Linked DNA regions of Homo sapiens: region 2 is linked to region 1. Evidence: read pairs that join two places in POLR2A ChIA-PET (ENCODE). Cell type or tissue: PC-3. All regions are shown on one strand. Links, peaks and the distances in the headings refer to the core of each region. The heading gives the core; the rest is flanking DNA. Region 1 overlaps CHP1 (calcineurin like EF-hand protein 1). Region 2 overlaps MAPKBP1 (mitogen-activated protein kinase binding protein 1).

Region 1 (4,388 bases), core at 285-4,284:
GCACAGGGATGCTTAGAAAAACCAGGGTTTTTAGACTGTTAGTAACCAGACATGCCATCCCTCTATACTGCTCACCTTCACTGTGCAAGTCCCTTCTCTTACAGAGAGATTCAGCCTCACAGGTAACTTCTATCTCAAGCACCCACAGGTTGTTGCTTTAGTTGACTTGTACATAATGAGGAGATTAAAATCTGTTAATAGGACATACCCACTGGAACACACATTCAATTAGAAAACACAGCTTTCCAGGCCGGGCGTGGTGGCTCACTCCTGTAATTCCAGCACTTTGGGAGGCCGAGGTGGGTGGATCATGAGGTCAGGAGTTAGACACGAGCCTGGCCAAGATGGTAAAACCCCGTCTCTACTAAAAATACAAAAATCAGACGGGCGTGGTGGCGGGTGCCTGTAATCCCAGCTACTTGGGAGGCTGAGGCAGAGAACTGCTTGAACCCGGGAGGCGGAGGTTGCAGTCAGCCAAGATTGTACCACTCCAGCCTGGGCAACAGAGCGAGACTCTGTCTCAAAAAAAAAAAAGAAAAGAAAATACAGCTTTCCATTTTAAGTAGTATGAGAGGTTAAGCATATGGTACAACATATTTATTAACACTGAAATGACAAAAATTTCCATTAGCTAAAGCACTTAATCAGTATTTTTAAATTAAATGGATAAGATGGCCAGGCGTGGTGGTTGACGCCTATAATCCCAGCACTTTGGGAGGCCAAGGTGGGCAGATCGCCTGAGGTCAGGAGTTTGAGACCAGCCTGACCAATATGGAGAAACCCTGTCTCTATTAAAAATACAAAATAAGCCAGGCATAGTGGCATGTGCCTGTAATCCCAACCCAGGAGTCCGAGACCAGCCTGGGCAACATAGGGAAACCCTGTCTCTAATTAAAAAAAAAAAAAAAAAGGCAGCTGGCAGCGATCCCCAGCCTTTTTGGGACCAGGGACCAGTTTTATGGAAAATAATTTTTCTCCTGGGGGTAGACAGGATAGTTTCAGGATGACACTGTTCAACCTCAGATCAGCAGGCATTAGATTCTCATAAGGAGCACTCAGTCTAGATCCCTCACATGGGCAGTTCACAATAGGGTTTCTGTTCCTATGAGAATCTAGTGCCGCCACTGATCTGACCGGAGGCGGTGCTCAGGTGATAATGCTCACTTGCATTCTGTTCACCTCCTGCTGTGTAGCCCGGTTCCTAACTGGCCACAGACTGGTACTGGTCTGCAACCCAGAGGTTGGGGACCCCAGGGGTCCTAAAGTGGTCTTTTGCAGGTCAGGTTAAGGTAAGAGCCTGGTCAGTATCTGAACACAAAGATGGTTTCTCTTCTTTAAATATTCTTTGTTCTGATGTAATCTATGGAGTTACAAGGCAGGATAATGATTACCCTTTGGGGAGGGGAGCAGGTAAAGACAAAAGGAGCATAAGGGAAGCTTCTGGGTATTGGTAATAATCAGTTTCTTCATCTGGAGGCTGGATAGTCTTCCCTTGGTGAAAATTTATCATGTCCAATGCTTTTGATTTGTGCACTTTTCTGTATGTTATACTTCAATAAAGTTTGCTTTAAAAACATCCTCTGGGCCAGGCACAGTGGCTCACACCTGTAATCCTAGCACTTTGGGAGGCTGAGGTGGGTGGGTCACAAGGTCAAGAGATCGAGACCATCCTGGCCAACATGGTGAAACCCGTCTCTACTAAAAATAAAAAAATTCACTGGGCGTGGTAGTGCACGCCTATAATTGCAGCTACTCTGGAGGCTGAGGCAGGAGAATCACTTGAACCCGGAAGCGGTGAACTTGGCTGCAGTGAGCCGAGATTGTGCCTCTGCACTCCAGCCTGGTGACAGAGCGAGACTCTGTCTCAAAAAAAAAAAAAGAAAGAAAGAAAGAAAGTCTTAAATATCTCCTCTTGATATTCTGAAATTTCATCTATATATATCTTATTGTGAAGTATTCTTTATTATTCATTGTTCAGCATTAGGTGAACCTTCTTAGACTAAAAATGGGCCCTTTAGCTGGGAAGTTTGCTTCTGTTCCTTTTTTTTTTTTTTGGTAAGAAACCTCACCTGGATTTTGTTCCTATTTTAAAAATTATTTCTTCTCCTCCTCTTTATTATTTATTTATTTATTATTTATTTATTTTTGAGATGGAATTTCACTCTTACTGCCCAGGCTGGAGTGCAATGGCATGATCTTGGCTCACTGCAACCTCCGCCTCCCGGGTTCAAGCGATTCCCCTGCCTCGGCCTCCCAAAGTGCTGGGATTACAGGCATGAGCCACTGCGCCTGGCCTAAGCTGCCTTTTTAGAAAAAACAATCTCTATGGCAATGGTAGAAATATCTTACCCAAAATAATGGCATCTGAAGAAAGTAAGGTTTATAAGGTTACAGTGTATATTTATATTCCGTGAAATATCAATCTGAAGAGATGGTCCATGTAAAAAGGCAGACAGGGAAATTGCAAATCAATTTGGCAAACACTTCTCCCTTGAATGTTCCCAATTCACCCAGGTAAATTAAAGATGTGGTGAAATCTAGTAATTAGGTAGCCTATTTAACCTTGTTGACCAAGGTTTTCACAAATTTTAGTCAATAACTTTTTGCTTTTTTTTTTTTTTTTTAACATAACACCTATTGATAGACCAAGGAATGACTGTTCTATAAAGCATGCTTCGGAGTGAGTCTCTGAAAGCACTCTGAAGAAGCTCCATTCTAACCAAAGCCTTCCACAGTTCTGCCTTATGTTCCACTGGAGCTGATCACTACAAAGGAATGCAGAATGCCCCAGACTGTACACTGTAGCCTCTCACTCTGCAGAATTTGGCTTCAGGCCCAGACATGGAGCACCTTGAAAGAGGAAAGTAAAAAAAAAAAAAAAAAATTGTTGAAGTGAAAATCTTTCTCCTAATAACTACAACTGCCTTCTTAAGGTGAAGGCGAGGCCGGGCGCAGTGGCTTACGCCTGTAATCTTAGCACTTTGGGAGGCCAAGGCAGGTGGATCACAAGGTCAGGAGATCAAAACCATCCTGGCTAACACAGTGAAACCCCGTCTCTACTAAAAATACAAAAAATTAGCTGGGTGTGGTGGCGGGCACCTGTAGTCCCAGCTACTCGGTTGGCTGAGGCATGAGAATGGCATGAACCCGGGAGGCGGAGGTTGCAGTGAGCCGAGATCGTGCCACTGCACTCCAGCCTGGACGACAGAGCGAGACTCCATCTCAAAAAAAAAAAAAAAAAAAAAAAAAAAAGAAGGTGAAGGCCAGGCATGGTGGCACACATCTGTAGTCCCAGCACTTTGGGAGACTGAGGCAGGCAGATGGTTTGAGTTCAGGAGTTCGAGACCAGTCATGGGGAACATGGCGAGACCTCCTCTCTACAAAAAATACAAAAGTTAGCCAGGCAGTGACACGTGCCTGTAGTCCCAGCTACTCAGGAGGCTGAGGTGGGAGGCTACAGTGAGCCGTGATGGTGCCACTGCAATCAAGCCTGGGCAATAGAGTCAGACCCTGTCTCAAAAACAAAAACCAAAAAAAGAAGGTGGAAGCTGTTCCAGGTAACAAAAGATTGGAAGCCACTTGTATTCGGATGAGCACTCTGATGGGTCCTGGAAACATCAAGACAGGCCTTAAGCTGAGTTTGGCAACAAAGGCTGGAGAGAACTGGATCATTCTACTAGAGAAGAGTTCCCAGTTAGGCCAACTCATTTCTAAGGCTAGAGGGGGTAGAAGAGGAGAGGGCTGAGAGAAGGGGAAGACAATTTAATCGGATGGCCACAGGCTAAGAAGATAATTGTCAGGAGGCACAGCCAGAGTGAAATCCCAGTAGTGGGTGGGTCTGACAAAACGATTTACATAAAATATATTACTCGTTTACTATGTGGCACATTATGTGGTACAATTGGCTAATTTCTTCTAGGTATTCAAGGTAGCTTGGTGCTTCTCTCATTTATTTTTATTTTTTGTAGAGACGGGGTTTCACTATGTTGCTCAGGCTGGTCTTGAGACTCCGGGCCTCAAGGAATCCTCTCACCTCAGCCTCCCAAAGTGCTGGGATTACAGGCATGAGTCTCCTCGCCCAACCTTTCTTATATTTCAATCCACACCATGATAGAGATCAAAGAACAGGTTTAAGACCTAGAGCTTTCAGGCCAGGTACAGTGGCTTATGCCTATAATCCCAGTACTTTGGGAGGCCATGGCGGGAGGACTGATGGAGCCCAGGAGTTTGAGACCAGCATGGGCAACAAGGTGAGACTGTGTCTCCACAAAAAATGAAAATAAAATAAAAATAACAGGAGAAGCACCAAGCTACCTTGAATACCTAGAAGAAACTATTCCATTGTACCACATAATGTGCGCTTTTTTGCTTTTTTGCTAAAAGTAAAA
Region 2 (4,388 bases), core at 159-4,158, 550 kb before region 1:
CCCCTGGCTCAGAGAGTGGGGCTTCAGAATGCAGGACGGACATGTGAACAGGCTAGACAGCACTCTGCTATGAAAACACCGAACCTGAGGAGAGTCTCAGAGGCCCTAAGAGGGCAATGTAAACCAGAAACACTTAGGGTGGATGCTTGTGGCAGGGCGGTCTATTCTTAGTCCAGGCCAGTTTCTAGAGAGGGGAGGCTCAGAATCAATTAGGACAGTTTTGGAGTTTCTCCTTCTCTCTTATTGCTCCAACCGCAGAATTAAAAGTACTCCTAGAGGGGCCAGGTACAATTGCTCACGCCTGTAATCCCAGCACTTTGGGAGGCCAAGGTGGGCAGATCACTTGAGGTCAGAAGTTTGAGACCAGCCTGGCCAACATAGTGAAACCTCATCTCTACTAAAAATACAAAAATTAGCCAGGCATGGTGGTTGGTGCCTGTAATCCCAGCTAATCAGGAGGCTGAGGCATGAGATTCATTTGAACCTGGGAGGTGGAGGTTGCAGTGAGCCGAGATCACGCCATTGCACTCCAGCCTGGGTGACACAGCGAGACGCCATCTCAAAAAGTACTCCTAGAGAACCTGTTTAGATTTTTTTTTTTTTTTTTTTTTTGAGACAGAGTCTCACTCTGTCACCCAGGCTGGAGTGCAGTGGCACCATCTCGGCTCACTGCAAGCTCCACCTCCCGGGTTCACGCCATTCTCCTGCCTCAGCCTCCTGAGTAGCTGGGACTACAGGCACCCGCCACCACACCCTGCTAGTTTTTTGTATTTTCAGTAGAGACAGGGTTTCACCATGTTAGCCAGGATGGTCTCGATCTCCTGACCTCGTGATCCGCCCGCCTCGGCCTCCCAAAGTACTGGGATTACAGGCATGAGCCACCGCACCCGGCTGAACCTGTTTAAATTCTTATCTCTGAAGATCGTTTTAGCTTGAATTAGGTTGGAAGGAAATGCCCTGTGGTGGCCGAAGACCAAAATAAGTCTCCTGAGATGTTACATTTAATACCTATTCCCCAGAAAGGTCCCCAAGGTTATCTGTGTATCTTGGGGATGCAGATGAGGAATTCTAACATGTGTCTGCTCACTGGTAGATGTGGTTTCAATACAGAGCAGCAACCCACAGCCACCTGGCAAGCACCAAACTTGCCAATTACCCTTGCGCCGATCTGAGGCACTAAACCTAGTGTGGAACAAAGTAACTTTGGCCTTCTCTATACATTCTTGATAGGTTCCCCTAACTTATGCCTCCTCTACTTTTTCTCAGCTTAATGAACCACTGGGATCTAGTCACCTATTACTGACTGGAGAGCAACAAAATCATCCTGGGGAAGTCTGGGGGATACTCAGTTTAAGTCACCAGTCATCCTGGCACTGAACCTTCAACTCTCCCAGAGGAGGGGATATTTAGGGACATTCCTGCCACACCCACCGCCTTCTGCAGACAGGAAAGAGAACGGCCCCAGGCTGGCATTACCCACACAGCTGGGAGAGGCCACAAAATCAAGTGTAGTAAGCTAAAGGGCTGCTCAACTCTTATTTTCTCCTGGTAATCTGATTAAAGGTAAATCCTTTGGATTTAAATTTGCATTGATCCCTTCCGTCCCTCATGCTTCAGTGTTGGTGCCGAAGAATTACACCAAGTCAGTTGGTTCTCAGCTGATCTTCTTTCTAACAGGAATTTGGGTAGGTGTTTTGTGGGTAGATGATCCAATTCCAAAGAGAATTAATTCTCTAAAGCAAGAAGGAGACGTGGGCTACTAACACTCTAAAGACCAGTGTTTATCAAAGTTTTTTGGCCATGACCCACAGTAAGAAACACATTTTATATCATGAGCCAGTATATAGAGACGTGTGTGCATATGCATAAAACTGAAAGTTTCACAAAACAATATACTATTGTTAATCCTAGAGTACAATATACTCTATTTTCTATTATATTCCATTTCATTAAAAAGAATTCTGGTCATGGCCCACTTTACTGATTTCATGACCTACAAATGGGCTGGAAGCTCTAGTTTGGGAAACCCTGCTACGGACCATCTCTTTCTGCCAGGCCTGGGAGACAGGCTCTGATCACCGGCACCTTTGTGTTCCTTAGTCATTTTCCTCCTAGGACTCTCAGCAGTGGAACATACTTCCGCACTAGGAAAACCCCACAGGCAGGAGTTTGCCTGGGCTCAAAACTTGGCTTATTTTCAAAGGATTTATGTTTTTGGCTTTTTCTGGCTTTCTAAGCAGCTATCCAAGGGGGGGGAAAAGCAGTTTCCTTTGGCTCTGTGGAAGGGGAGGAGCAGGGGAAAACATTCAGGGGCATCAGCTGGTTTTTATTTTATGTTCTTAACTCAAACCAGCTTCCTGTTTGCAGGGAGGTTTTGCGTTGAGCTCCACTTTCAAAGGATCTAAGAGTCCAGAGTTCCTGCAAGGCCTCCAACATCTATGCTTATTTTGCAAGGCTTCAACATGATGGACTTCATAAACTGACTCTCCCTCTGATAACCTTCTTCCTCGCCTCCTTTCCAAGAAGGTGGTAGAGCTTCCACCTGCCCTAGAAGATGGAGACAAATTTGAACATCCCCTGCAAACACACCCCAGGTTCAATGCATTCAAGTTCAATCGGTGGTGTGCTGGAGCTGGCTTGCACCAACTCAAGAATGCTGACTGGGCACAACTTTTCCCACATTCGGTGCTAGCAAACGAGTGGCCCTGAAATCACCACCGCAGGACGACTTACACCATGGAAATCAGCAAAGGCTCACAAATCTTCCAAATCACAGTTTGTTCCCCTCTCAGAGAGCCTGTAACTATTTACCACCATGCCACTTAGTTTCAAGTCACTATTATCTCTCACTTGGACTGTAACACCCACATGCTCTCCCTGCTTCAGGCCTTACCCCCTATAGTCTTTTCTCCACATGGTAGGTCACAGGGATTCTTTTAAAATATAAATGAGAGGCCGGGTGTGGTGGCTCACGCCTGTAATCCCAGCACTTTGGGAGGCCGAGACGGGCGGATCACGAGGTCAGGAGATCGAGACCATGCTGGCTAACAGGGTGAAACCCCGTCTCTAATAAAAATACAAAAAAAAATTAGCCGGGCGTGACGCCGTGCACCTGTAGTCCCAGCTGCTGGGGAGGCTGAGGCAGGACAATGGTGTGAACCCGGGAGGCAGAGCTTACAGTGAACCGAGATTGCACCACTGCACTCCAGCCTGGGCGACAGAGCGAGACTCTGTCTCAAAAATAAATAAATAAGTAAATAAATAAAAATAAAATATAATATAAATGAAATCATGTCATCATTTTGCCCAAAACCCTCCAAATGGCTTCCCATCTCCCTCAAGTTCAAATCCAAATACTCTACCCCGGCTTACAAGGCCCCAAATCATCAGGCCTCTGGCTACCTACCTCTCTGACCTCATTTCCTACACCCTCCCCTTCACTCACTCACTCCACCCCAGCCACCTTACCAACTTTAAGCACCTTAAGCCAATTGTAGCCTCAGGTCCTTTACATATGCCATTCCTTGGACTAAAAAGTTCTTCTCTCAGCTATGCACAAAGCTAATTTCCTGAAGTCTTTGCTCAAAGGTCTCTTCCTCAGAGAGGGCCTTCCAGACTAGCTTTACTGCCATAATCTTATACCCAATTTACCCAGCCTTAGTTTTTCTTTTTTCTTTTTCTTTTTTTTTTTTTTTTTTGAGACAGGGTTTCACTTGTCACCCAGGCTGGAGTGCAGTGGTATGATCTCGGCTCACTGCAACCTCTGCCTCCCAGGTTAAAGCAATTATCCTGCCTCAGCCTCCCAGGCAGCTGAGATTACAGGTGCCCACCATCATGCCCGGCTAATTTTTGTATTTTTGGTAGAGACAGGGTTTCACCATATTGACCAGGCTGGTCTTGAACCCCTGACCTCAAGTGATCTGCCCGCCTCGGCCTCCCAAAGTGCTGGGATCACAGGCATGAGCCATCACGCCCGGCCACCCAGCCTTACTTTTCTTCATAGCTCAGAGGCAGGTAACAACCCAACATTGATTACATCTCTGTCCATGTACTTACTACTGCCTGTCTGTCCCATCAGAATGTGAGCTCTTTGAGGACAGGACCTAGGTTGCTGTCCCCCATGGATGTATTCCCAGCACTTTAAACAGTCTCTGGCATACAATGGGCACTTGATACATATTTAAGGAATAAATGAATGCCTTACAGAGGCTTCAGAAACAGTGAAAGCCCAGGAAAACTGGGGTATTTCAGACCAATAAAGTTGTTCTCCACAAAGTATCTAAAACTGGTTGTGACAGAAAGGCTATGACCGACCGAGGACAAGCAGAAAGGGCACTTAATGGTACAGGTAACATTTTGTTTCTTAAGCTGATGGTAGGCACACATTG

What was found. Peaks named below come from ENCODE experiments on the same cell type or tissue, not always from the same donor. Only the 100,000 strongest peaks of a DNase experiment are listed, where the experiment ranks them.
Region 2: POLR2A ChIA-PET joins it to region 1 with 45 read pairs; 1 of 35 experiments calls an interaction of 5 or more read pairs at or near these places.

Annotation. Positions count from the first base shown.
Region 1 is chr15:41,248,327-41,252,714 of GRCh38, reverse strand. All of the region lies in intron 2 of CHP1 (calcineurin like EF-hand protein 1), which reads right to left. Among named protein-coding and RNA genes, the nearest start is that of CHP1, 19 kb to the right of the region's middle. RefSeq lists a silencer at 3,618-3,818. In PC-3, for the core only: no CTCF peak of the experiment used is centred there; a DNase peak (open chromatin) is centred at 2,774.
Region 2 is chr15:41,794,474-41,798,861 of GRCh38, reverse strand. The region is part of intron 2 of MAPKBP1 (mitogen-activated protein kinase binding protein 1); the gene reads right to left. Among named protein-coding and RNA genes, the nearest start is that of MAPKBP1, 22 kb to the right of the region's middle. In PC-3, for the core only: no CTCF peak of the experiment used is centred there; no DNase peak of the experiment used is centred there; H3K27ac peaks cover 1,322 bases.